2 separate regions of the Homo sapiens genome follow, and region 1 is linked to region 2. The links are chromatin contacts, found by Hi-C or POLR2A ChIA-PET in ENCODE. All regions are on one chromosome and are shown on one strand. Each heading gives the region's core, a stretch centred on a gene start or an enhancer-like site at or near the end of the contact. The rest is flanking DNA. Distances are from core to core; before and after follow the strand shown. Region 1 holds the start of ZNF114-AS1 (ZNF114 antisense RNA 1). Region 2 holds the start of GRWD1 (glutamate rich WD repeat containing 1).

Region 1 (4,154 bases), core at 1,312-3,811, 170 kb after region 2:
GGTCAACTTAAATAGTATAAGATGAGTCATTTGTTCATAAAATGTTAGAATGCCATAAAATCTACAACTTACATGATATTTGGAAGAAACTTGATGGCAAGTTCCCTCAATTTGAGGACAAATCTAAACGTTTACATGACACTGTCAGCAATGAATTGCGGACTCAAAACTTTTCTAAACCATTAATAATTTAAAAATTAAATTAATCATATGAGAAAAAGCTGAATTTATATATAGACACTCACACATAAATATATGTGTGTATATATTTATATATATGTGTGTGTGTATGCATTTATATATATACATGTATAAAAATATATATACATATATATTGGCCAGGCACGGTGGCTCACGCCTGTAATCCCAGCACCTTGGGAGGCCGAGGTGGGCGGATCACGAGGTCAAGAGATCAAGATCATCCCGGCTAACACGGTGAAACCCCGTCTCTACTAAAAATACAAAAAATTAGCCGGGCGTGGTGGCGGGCGCCTGTAGTCCCAGCTACTCGGGAGCCTGAGGCAGGAGAATGGCGAGAACCCGGGAGGAGGAGCTTGCAGTGAGCCGAGATAACGCCACTGCACTCCAGCCTGGGCGACAGAGCGAGACTCCGTCTCAAAAAAAAAAAAAAAAAAGAAAAGCCCCACTGTTGCCTGGGGGATCCAAGTCACTTTGACACAGAAGCAAGCCTGTGCAACTCAGGGGCTGAGCTGTAAATAAGAGTTTTTGAGACACAACATTCCACGTCTATCTTGACCTTATAGTTCCCAAGGAAACAGCCACACCTGATGATAACCCCATTACACGCATCTCAGCTGTAAGCCTACCTAAGAAGATAAAACCGCCTATTTCAATTTAAGTTTCCCTGAATTCCGTCCTTTCCCCAATACAATTGGAGCGCCGGTTCTGACCCTAGTAACCTCAGACACATCAGCTCAGGACAGTAGTTTAAAAAAAAAAAAAACAGAAAAGAAAAGAAAAAGAAAAACAACGCATCATTGTGAGTCAGCTCAGGTGAGCAGGCTGAGGTTGGCTTTTGCCTGATTGTCCATGACGAAGATATACCTGGCTGATGAAACACATTCCCACCTTTGCCCTGAGTTCCAGTAAATCAGACCTCACCGGAGCGGATTAGTGATAAAAATGCATCTTGTTCCGACCGTGGGGTTTGATCCTGACACCTTCACACCACTCTCCTTGCAGCTTGTCCTTTTTATATATTTCCTCTGCTGAGGTCTCAGTTCCCATAAAAGACCATGTTCAGCACACGGAACTCAAACCCTCAAAGCTCTTTATCTGGCCAGGCGCTGTGGCTCACGCCTGTAATCCCAGCCCTTTGGGAGGCCGAGGCGGGCAGATCACGAGGTCAGGAGCTCGAGACCATCCTGGCTAACGCGGTGAAACCCCGTCTCTACTAAAAATACAAAAAATTAGCCGGGCGCGGTGGCGGGCGCCTGTAGTCCCAGCTACTTGAGAGGCTGAGGCAGGAGAATGGCGTGAACCCGGGAGGCGGAGCTTGCAGTGAGCAGAGATCGCGCCACAGCGCTCCAGCCTGGGTGACAGAGCGAGACTCCCTCTCAAAAAAAAAAAAAAAAAAAAAGCTCTTTCTCGTAAGAAACCAGTGCATCCTGCACGTCTGGCCCTGCCCAGGACTTTTCAGTTCACCCTCATCACAACAGGCTCCAATCCAATACTTTTTTTTTTTTTTTTTTTTTTTTTGAGAGAGAGTCTTGCTCTGTCGCCCAGGCTAGAGTGCAGTGGCACGATCTCGGCTCACTGCAACCTTCACCTCCCAGGTAGAAGCGATTCTCCTGCCTCAGCCTCCCAAGTAGCTAGGATTACAGGCGCTCGGCTCACTGCAATCTCCACCTCCCAGGTTCAAGCGATTCTCCTGCCTCAGCCTCCCGTGTAGCTAGGATCACAGGCGCCCGCCACCATGCCCGGCTAATTATTATTATTATTATTATTTATTTTTTTTTTTGAGACAGAGTCTCCCTCTGTCGCCCAGGCTGGAGTGCAATGGCTCGATTTCGGCTCACTGCAACCTCCACCTCCCGGGTTCAAGCGATTCTACTGCCTCAGCCTCCTGAGTAGCTGGGATTACAGGCGCATGCCACCACGGCCAGCTAATTTTGGTATTTTTAGTGGAGATGGGGGTTTCACCATGTTGGCCAGGCTGGTCTCGAACTCCTGACCTCAGGTGATCCGCCCACCTCGGCCTTCGAAAATGCTGGGATTACAGGCGTGAGCCACCGCGCCCGGCCAGCTCCAATACTTTCATGGATGCAAAGAACACAACCCCTGCAACCGCTGCATGCGGGCATCTCTGCTGCCCAAGCCCGGGGACAGGCGCTTTCGCAACGCTGCAGCACGGTATGGGGGAAGCGCCCTTCTCCCTGGGCCAAGGTGAAGGGCGCGCTCGGGGTCTGAACACGTGGGTCATTCGTGCCTTCCCCTTTCCTCCCGGAAGGGTAGAGACAATGAGGCTTTTGCAGACAGCAACTCTCAAGTCCCTGGGCCCCGGCCCGGTCCCGCCCTTAGTACGGACACTCAGGCACACTTACTCTTCCACTAGCTCCGGCTTCCAGATGTCTCTGTCGGTGGCGCAGCCCAAAAGCGCGCGCAGCCCAGGAGCGTCTCGGAGCTGCACCAGGATGGGGATCAAACTGTTGAAATAAATCAACCTAACGAGGCCGCCAGGAAGGACCGACTACAGAGATTCGTCCTGCCCAGACATTTTGTACTCGCTTCTTGACCCCTTCCTCAAAATGGACGGTGTAAGGGACCAGGGGGAGGAGAGGGGAGCCGAGCAGGCAGGGGATCCCAGCGCCCGCACTCCTGCCTGCCCACCCCCGTCCCACCCCCCGCCCCCGGGACCCGATCGACCCGACCCCAGAGTCTGACCCCCACGACCAGTAGATTGACATTTCCTGTAGAACTTACTCCCCAGGCACTCCTGATCCAAGCAGGAAACCCCAGCCTTGGGTCCTCGCTGTCGCCTCCGCCCGCGCCACCGTTCCTAGGCTCTCCAGCTGGGAAGCGCGCTCTCTGCGCAGCCAACGCGCCTCCTTGCGGGCTCCGGAGACTCCGGCCGCTTGCTGGCTTCCTGCATTTCCCAAGGAAAGAAGGCTTTTTTTTCCCCTCAGTACTGTAAAAGGGCGGAAACAGACAGGTTGGGGAGTCTCCAGTTTCTCTCTTGTCCCCATTTTTATGTTTTTGCTACCACTCCCCCCCATCCGTTGACTAGCGGCTAAACCGCAAGGCTCCCGTCGCCTACCCTTGAAATGATTTTTTTCTTCCTTCCTTCCTTTCTTTTCTTTCTTTCTTTTTTTTTTTTGAGACGGAGTCTCGCTCTGTCGCCCAGGCTGGAGTGCAGTGGCGCGATCTCGGTTCACTGCAACCTCCGCCTCCCGGGTTCATGCCATTCTCTCGCCTCAGCCTCCGAGTAGCTGGGACTACAGGCGCCCGCCACCACCCTGGCTAAGTTTTTGTATTTTTAGTAAAGACAGGGTTTCAGCGATCTCCTGACCTCGTGATCCGCCCGCCTCGGCCTCCCAAAGTGCTGAGATTACAGGCGTGAGCCACCGCGCCCGGCCCTTCTTTTCTTTTCTTTCTTTCTTTCTTTCTTTCTCTTTTTTCTCTTTTCTTTCTTTCCCTTTTTTCTCTTTCTTTCTTCTCTTTCTTTCTTTTCCTCTCCCTCCCTCCTTCCTTCCTTTTTTCTCTTTCTTTCTTCTTTTTCTTTCTCTCTCTCCCTTCCTCCTTTTCTCCCTCCCTCCCTTCCTCCCTCCCTTCTTTCTTCTCTTTCTTTCTTTCTTCTTTCTTTTTTCTTTCTCTTTCTTCCCTCCCTCCCTTCTTTCCTTTCTCTCTCTCCCTCCCTTTCTCTTTCTTTCTTTCTTTCCTTCCTTCCCCCCTTCCTCTCTCCCTCTCTGCCCCTCCCTCCCTCCCTTCCTTCCTTTTTTATTTTTTTCCTTTTCTTATTCTTTTTTTCTTTTTTTTTTTCTGAGACAAGTTCTTGCTCTGTCCTTCAGGCTGGAGTGCAGTGGCGCAATCTTGGCTCACTGCAGCCTCAAGCGATCCTACCACTTCAGTCTCCCAAGTAGCTGGGACCACAGGCACGTACAAGGCATGCCTGGCTAATTTTAATTTTTTTTTTT
Region 2 (7,299 bases), core at 1,132-3,631:
CCCCAGCTATCAGCCAAGTACTGCTCTAAGTGCTCTTCATATACCGTATCATTGTACTTACAAGTCTACCTGATCAGAAGATGTTTTAGCTTTGAAGCAAAAAACAAATAAACAGGCTGGACACAGTGCCTCATGCCTATAATCCCAGCATTTTGGGGGCGAAGGTGGGCAGATCACTTGAGCTCAGGAGTTCAAGACCAGCCTGGCCAACATAATGAGACTCCATTTCTACTAAAAATACAAAAATTACTGGGCATGGTGGTGTGCACTTGTGATCCCAGCTACTCGGGAGGCTGAGGCAGGAGAATCACTTGAACCTGGGAGGCAGAGGTTGCAGTGAGCCAAGATCACGCCACTGCACTCCAGCCTGGGCAATGGGAGTGAAACCATGACTCAAAAACAAAACAAACAGCCACAACCAAAAACAGTTCCTGAATAGTAACAGAAAATACATACCTCATATTACAACCAGGTGCTATTCTAGGCACTATATGTTATTTCATTTGACCTCATGCCAGCCCCATCAGATAAGTTCTATAACTCACTATGTTACCAAAGAGAAAAGTGAAGAACATAAACCATATCCTCATAATCTAAAACAGTACCTAACATGTAATGACACTGATCATAATAGCTAAATTGTATAAAACTATGTGACAAGTACTTTTCTAAAAACTGAAGGAGGCCGGGTGTGGTGGCTCACGCTTGTAATCCCATGACTTTGGGTGCCCGAGGCGTGCGGATCAATCACTCGAGGTCAGGAGTTTGAGACCAGCCTAGCCAACAAGGCGAAACCTTGTCTCTACTAAAAATACAAAAAATTGGCCAGATGCGGTGGCTCACGCCTGTAATCTCAGCACTTTGGGAAGCCGAGGCAGGCGGATCACGAGGTCAGGAGTTCACCACCAGCCTGATCAACATTGTGAAACCCCGTCCCTACTAAGAATACAAAAATTAGCCGGGCGTGGTGGCGCGCACCTGTAATCTCAGCTACTTGGCTGAGGCAGGAGAATCGCTTGAACCTGGGAGGCAGAGGTTGCAGTGAGCTGAGATCATGCCATTGCCCTCCAGTCTAAGCGACAGAGCAAGACTTCATCTCAAAAAAAAACCAAAAAACAAAAAATTAGAAGGGCCTGGTGGCAGGCGCCTATAGCCCCAGCTACTTGGGAGGCTGAGGCAGGAGAATCCCTTGAACCTGGGAAGGGGAGGTTGCAGTGAGCCAAGATCGCACCACTGCACTCCAGCCTGGACAACAGAGCGAGACTCCATCTCAAAAAAAAAAAAAAAAAAAATGGGCCAGGCACGGTGGCTCACGCTTGTAATCCCAGCACTTTGGGAGGCAGAGGTTGCAGTGAGCCGAGGCTGCGCCACTGCACTCCAGCCTGGGTGACAGAGCGAGACTACGTCTCAAAAAAAAAAAAAAAAAAAAGAACATGAGGAGGTGTTGGGAGTTATGGACACAGGGGATGGGTCAGATGTGTTTCAGAGTATGCAGAGCAGGCTCCTGGGACCATACTTACCCGAACTCGGTTGATGCCACCATAGTGGGGCACCATGGCCAGCTCCAGCTGAGGTTTCCGCTCTTCTTCATCCTCTTCATCTTCCTCCTCTTCTTCTTCATCACTGCCCTCTGAGGGTGGGGGCTTTGTCCCATGCAGATTGTGCATCCGAAGCATCATCAGTCTGGGAGAAATTGTGGGGTGAGTTAGGCACTAGATTCCAGGATTCTTAGGAAGGAGAGAGGCTGGAAACCCAGACTCCTGGATCTGCGAGAGGCAGAAACTGGAAGCCCTAACTCCTGGGTGCTGAGGAAGGGGCTGGAAACTGAGCCTCCTGGTCCTGGAAAAGCCTCGGGTCTTACCTGTTGCTCTGGGCGCTCTCAGCCTGGGTCCCAGCACACAAGTAAAGTGTAAGAGGAAGCTCTGTCCGGTTGTCTCCCAGGTGATCCCGGACTATGTCAAAGCTGAGACAGGGGGCGCCTGGGGATGGAAGGCGGGGTTTACGAGTTAAGACGGGACAGTAAGAGCTCAGTCCCCACCTCCCTCATGGATCAACCGCCTCCGGTATGAAATCACTTCTCTTAGACCCCAGCCTTCTCTTCCCGAGCACCTCTCAGGTTAAAGGCTCGGGATCAGCCACCTCAGGACCCTGGAGTCCGGACTCAGCCCTACCAGTCTGCGCTCGGTGGTAGAGCACATAGGCCTCCTCGTCCATGACCAGCTCCTCCCCTTCGCGTAGCGGCGGCCCCCGGCCGGGCAGGTAGACCTGGGCCGGGCCCTCGGAACTTGTGTCGCCGGACTCGGCTTCCATGGGTTCCCCGGTTTCACACGTGCGCCGCCGACCCTTGCGCGCCGCCATCTTCGAACCCTCTCGCTGCTGACACCCGGTAAGAGCGTCACTTCCGGGTTTCGCTTTCCGCCTAATGAGATCCGCCCTACTGCGCGGTTACCTTGGAAACTCCTGGGACCGCTAATCGGAGAGGGTGCGGAAACGCTGGAGGAGAACTCAGGTAATGGCGCCAGCGAAAGAAGCCTGCGGATACGGAGAAACTGCATCTTCGCGTGACTTTGGGCGCTGTTCCTCGCGGTAGTGGCAAGGCCTTCTGGGAGTTGTAGTTCTACGGGAGGCTTGTTTTCCCCATTGTCCAGTTTGATTCCGAGAGCGTTCTTTCCAGTTAATTAATTATTCATATATGCAAATTTGCTCTTTCACTGGCAAGGAGACTGAGTTTCTACTCCCCGAGGACCCATAAGGCCGGTTTCTTTTCCTCTCTCTGTTGTGATGGCTTTCATTTGTTTCAAAAATGCTTTCTTGTAGACAGGATGGATATTATCTGTAAGTTAGGCGGTTCAATCTACCCTCTAGGGGCAGTCAATTGCCTAACCAGACATTCACATTTCAGCTCTGGTCAGCGAGCACTTAATCAGAAAGTCCACCCTCTGGAGGCAGCTATTACAAGTGCTTCGTCTCTCTTTATCGCCCATCAGCACCAGCGGTTTGGCTAATTGACATAATGAAATGTTAGAAATAGATTCTCATTGGTGAGATTAACAGCATTCAAGATAATGCGGATTGGCTGGGATATGTCAGACACTCTCCTAGCTTGCATGAACAGGATATTGAGAATGTAGCAAGCCTTGGTACCTATAGCCATAGGAAATAAAACCATACCTTTGATCTTAATATGTTTTGTCTCCGGGATCTATCTCACCACTCTCTTGGGGTCTCTTATCTGCCCCAGTACCCTCTCGACTTTCTTTTCAGGGTCTCTTCCCACCTCCTCTTTCTTGGTCTTTGTCTCCCCAGGCACCTCCTTTCAGAGTCTCTGTTCTCTCTCTAATTCTGTCTCCTCTTCCCCTGTGGGACTTTTGTGTTTCTGTTTCCTCCAGAGAATTTGAGGGGGGCTAACAGATACGGAGCTTAGGCTTGGACTGAGGAGGCATAAAAACATGGTTTATTCCAAACACTGCAATGTGGAATAAGAGAGTGGGAAGGGAAGTTGGTGGAGAAGTGTGGACTCCCAGACCCTCCCCTCCGCAACCCAGCCCCAGACCCGGCTGGAGATCTGGGCAGAGGAGGCTTTTTGGAGGTCTGCTGGGTCATCACTGAAGGGTCGCAAATAAGGGTTGGATTTGGAGAGGATGTGCTTGGTGGCAAGTGGGGTGGTCCGGAGGTGCGGCAGGGTGGGAAGTTTTGGCTTCAGGGAGGTTGGGTTCATCGCGGTGCAAGGGAAGGCGGGGCTTCCGTTGGGGACGTGTCCTAGGTCAGAGTAGGGAAAAGCGACCGAGGGTGGAAGAGGAGGAGGGGGTGTCACGGTTTGATGTCAAGGGTCACAGTCTGGTCGGGGCACAGTCTGGGGTTCGGGTCACAGTTTGGGGTCAGGGGTCACAGTCTGGAGTCGGATGACCATTTTAGGAGTCGGATGTCACAGTCTGGGTCAGGGGTTTCTGTGTGGCGGGGCCAAGGTCTGGGGTCACAGTTTGGCGAACGCGTCTCACAGTTTTGAGTCCCAATGGATGAAAGGTTAAAAACGGGCTTCCCCGGAGGCGCGGCTGGGGCCGGGGAGCTGCACAGTGATGTGGGGGCCACGGCCCCGGGCGTGGAGGTGGGACGCGGGAGTGGCGTGAACCCCCCACCTCCCGCCCCATCTGGTGACGTTAAAAAGCCCTTGTCGGGTTTAAAAAAAAGTCCGGTGGGCTCCAAGGCCCCCGCCCCCTCGTTCTCAGGCTGGGTGATAGTTGAGGGACCAAATCCTCTCCGGCTTGCGGTTCCTCCAGAACCAGGGGGCGCAGGACGCTGCTCCAGGCGGGGTCCGGCCAGTTCCACTGCTTTCCTTCCCAACCCACGCGGGTCCTGTCCACTGCGGGCGCCCCCTCGGGCCGTGGCCTGCGCTGACCAAGGGGGCGGTGGGGCCCCCGGGGCCGCGTCATACCTCGGACTCGAGGCTAGAGAAGTGCGCCGAGCCCCTGCGGGTGCCCAGGTCCCCGCCCCGGTGTCTCCGGTGGGAAGCTGTGGGCAGCGGCGGCCCCCAGTGCGCGGCGTGCGGACACCTGCGAGCGTGGCGGGAGGGCCCGGTAAGCCTGCGCGCAGGGGCGGCGCGAGGGCACGAGCTGAGGTCCTCGAGCGAGCGCGAGGTGGGCGCGGGCGGCGGGAGGTCCCAGCCCCCAGCGGCGCGCCGGTGCCTGTGGTGGTGGGGCGCGGCGGCGGCGGGCGTGCGGTGCGAGGCCCGCGGGCGGTGCGGGTGCGACCGCGGGCACCCGCAGCGGGCCCGGCGTCGGGGCAGGGGCCCGGCGGCCCAGGGTGGAGGCGGTGGCGCCCACCAGCCGCCGTCCAGGCCATCGTGCGAGCAGCTGAGATGGCGCGGCGGCGGCAGCAGCTCCAGGCTGGCGCAGTGCCGACAGTGCCAGGCGGCCGGACCGCTGCGCGGGGGCAGGTAGTCCCAGCTCCCGGCGCGCCAGCCCCCGAGCTTGTCGACCGACCAGTAGCGGCCGGGCGGCGGCCCGAGGCGCTCGGCATACGGGTAAGGGAAGTCGGCGAACCACCAGGGCTCCAGGCCGCCCAGCGACGCGCCGCCCAGGCTCTCCGAGTCCTCCGAGTCCGACGGCGACGGCTCGAGATCGAGGTAAGGGCACGGGGGCGGCGCGGCGCGGCACGGGGGCGGAGCGGCCGGGGCTCCTCCGCCTGCGCCCCCCGTGCCCCCCGCGCCGCCCGCGCCTGGCCCCAGCAGGGGTTGGCTCTCGGGGTCCGAGCGCGGCCACCGCGCGGGCGCCGGCGGGCTCTCGTCCTCGAAGGCCAAGCGGCAGAGTGGCGGCCCGACGGCGGTGGCCGCGGCGGCGGGGGGCGCGGGCGGCGACGGGAAGCCGGGGAAGGCGCCGGCGGGGGGCTCGGCTGGCTCCTTGTCGCGTACGATGGCGAAATAGGAGGGCGGCGGCTTCTGCGGGGGCTGAGCGGCCGGCGGGGACAGCGGGCGCCCGGCTGCGCCCCGCGGTGCCGCGCGCGCTTCGCCCAGGCCGAGGCCTAGGCCCTGCGGCTCGATGGGGCCGTAGTAGCGGTGGAAGCCGTCGGCCAGGCCCGCGCCCCCCGGCGGCCCCGCGCCCTTGGTCCGGCGCCAGCGGTCCACTGAGGCGCGCTCGCGGGGCACGAAAGGTGCGGGCCCGGGAGCCGGCCGCGGCGCGGGGTACGCGGGGCTGGGCAGGGGCTGTGGCGGCGGCGGGGGCTTGGCGGGCGGTGGGGCGGCCTCAGCGCTGCAGCAGCTGTACATGCCCTGCGGGTCCGGGGACAGGACGGGGGTCAGCGCGAGATGCCCAGGACGCCTGCCCGCCTCCCCTCAGTCCCTCTCTCCTCTCCATTTACCCGCCTGTGTTTCCCGCTCTCTTCCCCACTATCCACATCTCGACCCACATCTCCTTGTCTCTGCTCGGCTTTACCTTTGTCCCCGCCCCTGCCATCTCCCCCTCTCTGCCTCCCTCTCTGCCCCATACCCTGGAGAAGGCCAGCAGGAAGTCCATGCGGTGGGTGGGCCCCAGGCAGTGCCGCAGGCGCCAGTACACCAGGTGCTCCCAGGCGAAGACCAGCAGGGACAGGCCCATGGCCACCAGGAGCATGTAGAAGACGCCCGCCATGTTGTCGATGTCCAGCTTGCTGCTCATCACCTCGATTTTGTCATTGTGGCAGATCCCAGAGAGCCACAGCCGCTCCAGCATCTCGATCTCATCTAGGGAGGGGCGGTCAAAAGTCACCTGCTATGAGTACCCTCTGAGGACCCTTGTCTGTGATGTGGGAATGTAGGCCCTTAGCCCCTTCCTCCCTCAGACCCTGGTGTCCGGGTCTTTGTCCCTTTCTTCCCCGGAACCCAGGGGCCTCGCCCTCCCCCTCTCCGCTGTGGAAATCCCTGTGTGCAGCCGCACCATCCCCCAGGAACTGCAGCAACGCCAGGTCGATGGGCCGCTTCCAGCGGGAGCCCTTGTGCAGGGCGATGCCATAGCCTGTCGTGGCGAAGACCTTGCCGGAGCCGATGGTGACAAGCTTGCAGCCCTCGTCCTTGCGGGCCATGTAATTGAGCACTGCAGCATCGTAGATGAAGGCGTCCAGCTTCCTGGGGGGAGGGGGAATGGAGGGTAGGGTCAGTCCCACCTAGATGCCCTGGCCGCCAGGCCTGGAACCTCCTCACCTGTAACCTCCAACTGCTCCAAATCCTAACTGGCCCTGAGCTCTTGAGCAAATCATTGCACTTCTCAGTGCCTCAGTTTCAACATCAGTAAAATGGGCATGGCAGCAGTATCTCCCTTCAGAGTTGTTGCAAAAGTATGTTGTTTAAGAGACAGGGTCTTGCTATGTTGTCCAGGCTGGACCAGAAATCCTGGGCTCAAGCGATCCTCCTATCTCAGCCTCCCCAGTAGCAGGGACTATAGGGAAAGCTTAGATAGTACCTCATGCAAAGGAGGTGCTGGAGAAGTGTTAACTGTGACTTTTTCTTTCTTTTTTTTTTTTTTTTTTTTTTTGAGACAGAGTCTCACTCTGTCACCCAGGCTGGAGTGCAGTGGCACAGTCTCGGCTCACTGCAAGATCCGACTCCTGGGTTCAAGCGATTCTCCTGCCTCAGCCTCCCAAGTAGCTGGGATTATAGGTGCCCACTACCACGCCCAGCTAATTTTTGCATTTTTAGTAGAGACGGGGTTCCACCATGTTGGCCAGGCTGATCTCGAACCCCTGTCCTTGTGGTCCACCTGTCTCAGCCTCCCAAAGTGCTGAGATTACAGGCGTGAGCAACCGCACCTGGCCAGCTGTGACTGTTAATGA

The links. A loop is a pair of places that touch in the nucleus more often than their neighbours do. ChIA-PET counts read pairs that join two places held with the same protein, here RNA polymerase II (POLR2A). Pooled maps may share reads with other maps.
Region 1: a loop to region 2 is called in a map of endothelial cell of umbilical vein, with 5 times the contacts of the local background. The contact joins the promoter of ZNF114-AS1 here to the promoter of GRWD1 in region 2. A Hi-C loop is called at or near these places in 2 of 168 maps with a recorded cell type or tissue (chondrocyte and endothelial cell of umbilical vein), 1 of 37 single-sample maps with no recorded cell type and 9 of 50 pooled maps. POLR2A ChIA-PET finds 5 or more read pairs at or near these places in 1 of 52 experiments (AG04450).

The regions. Positions count from the first base shown.
Region 1 is chr19:48,270,239-48,274,392 of GRCh38, reverse strand. ZNF114-AS1 (ZNF114 antisense RNA 1) reads left to right here and starts at 2,561. Exons shown (of 3, transcript XR_936008.4): 1 at 2,561-2,777. It overlaps ZNF114 (zinc finger protein 114), which reads right to left. Exons shown (of 6, transcript NM_153608.4): 2 at 2,944-3,148; 3 at 2,565-2,666. RefSeq lists enhancers at 2,059-2,564, 2,565-3,071.
Region 2 is chr19:48,441,065-48,448,363 of GRCh38, reverse strand. It overlaps GRWD1 (glutamate rich WD repeat containing 1), which reads right to left and starts at 2,381. Exons shown (of 7, transcript NM_031485.4): 1 at 2,172-2,381; 2 at 1,862-1,979; 3 at 1,521-1,683. The coding sequence starts at 2,358. GRIN2D (glutamate ionotropic receptor NMDA type subunit 2D) reads right to left here. Exons shown (of 14, transcript NM_000836.4): 12 at 6,408-6,595; 13 at 5,982-6,214; 14 at 3,433-5,764. The coding sequence ends at 4,427. RefSeq lists enhancers at 2,301-2,390, 2,551-2,630, 3,803-4,494.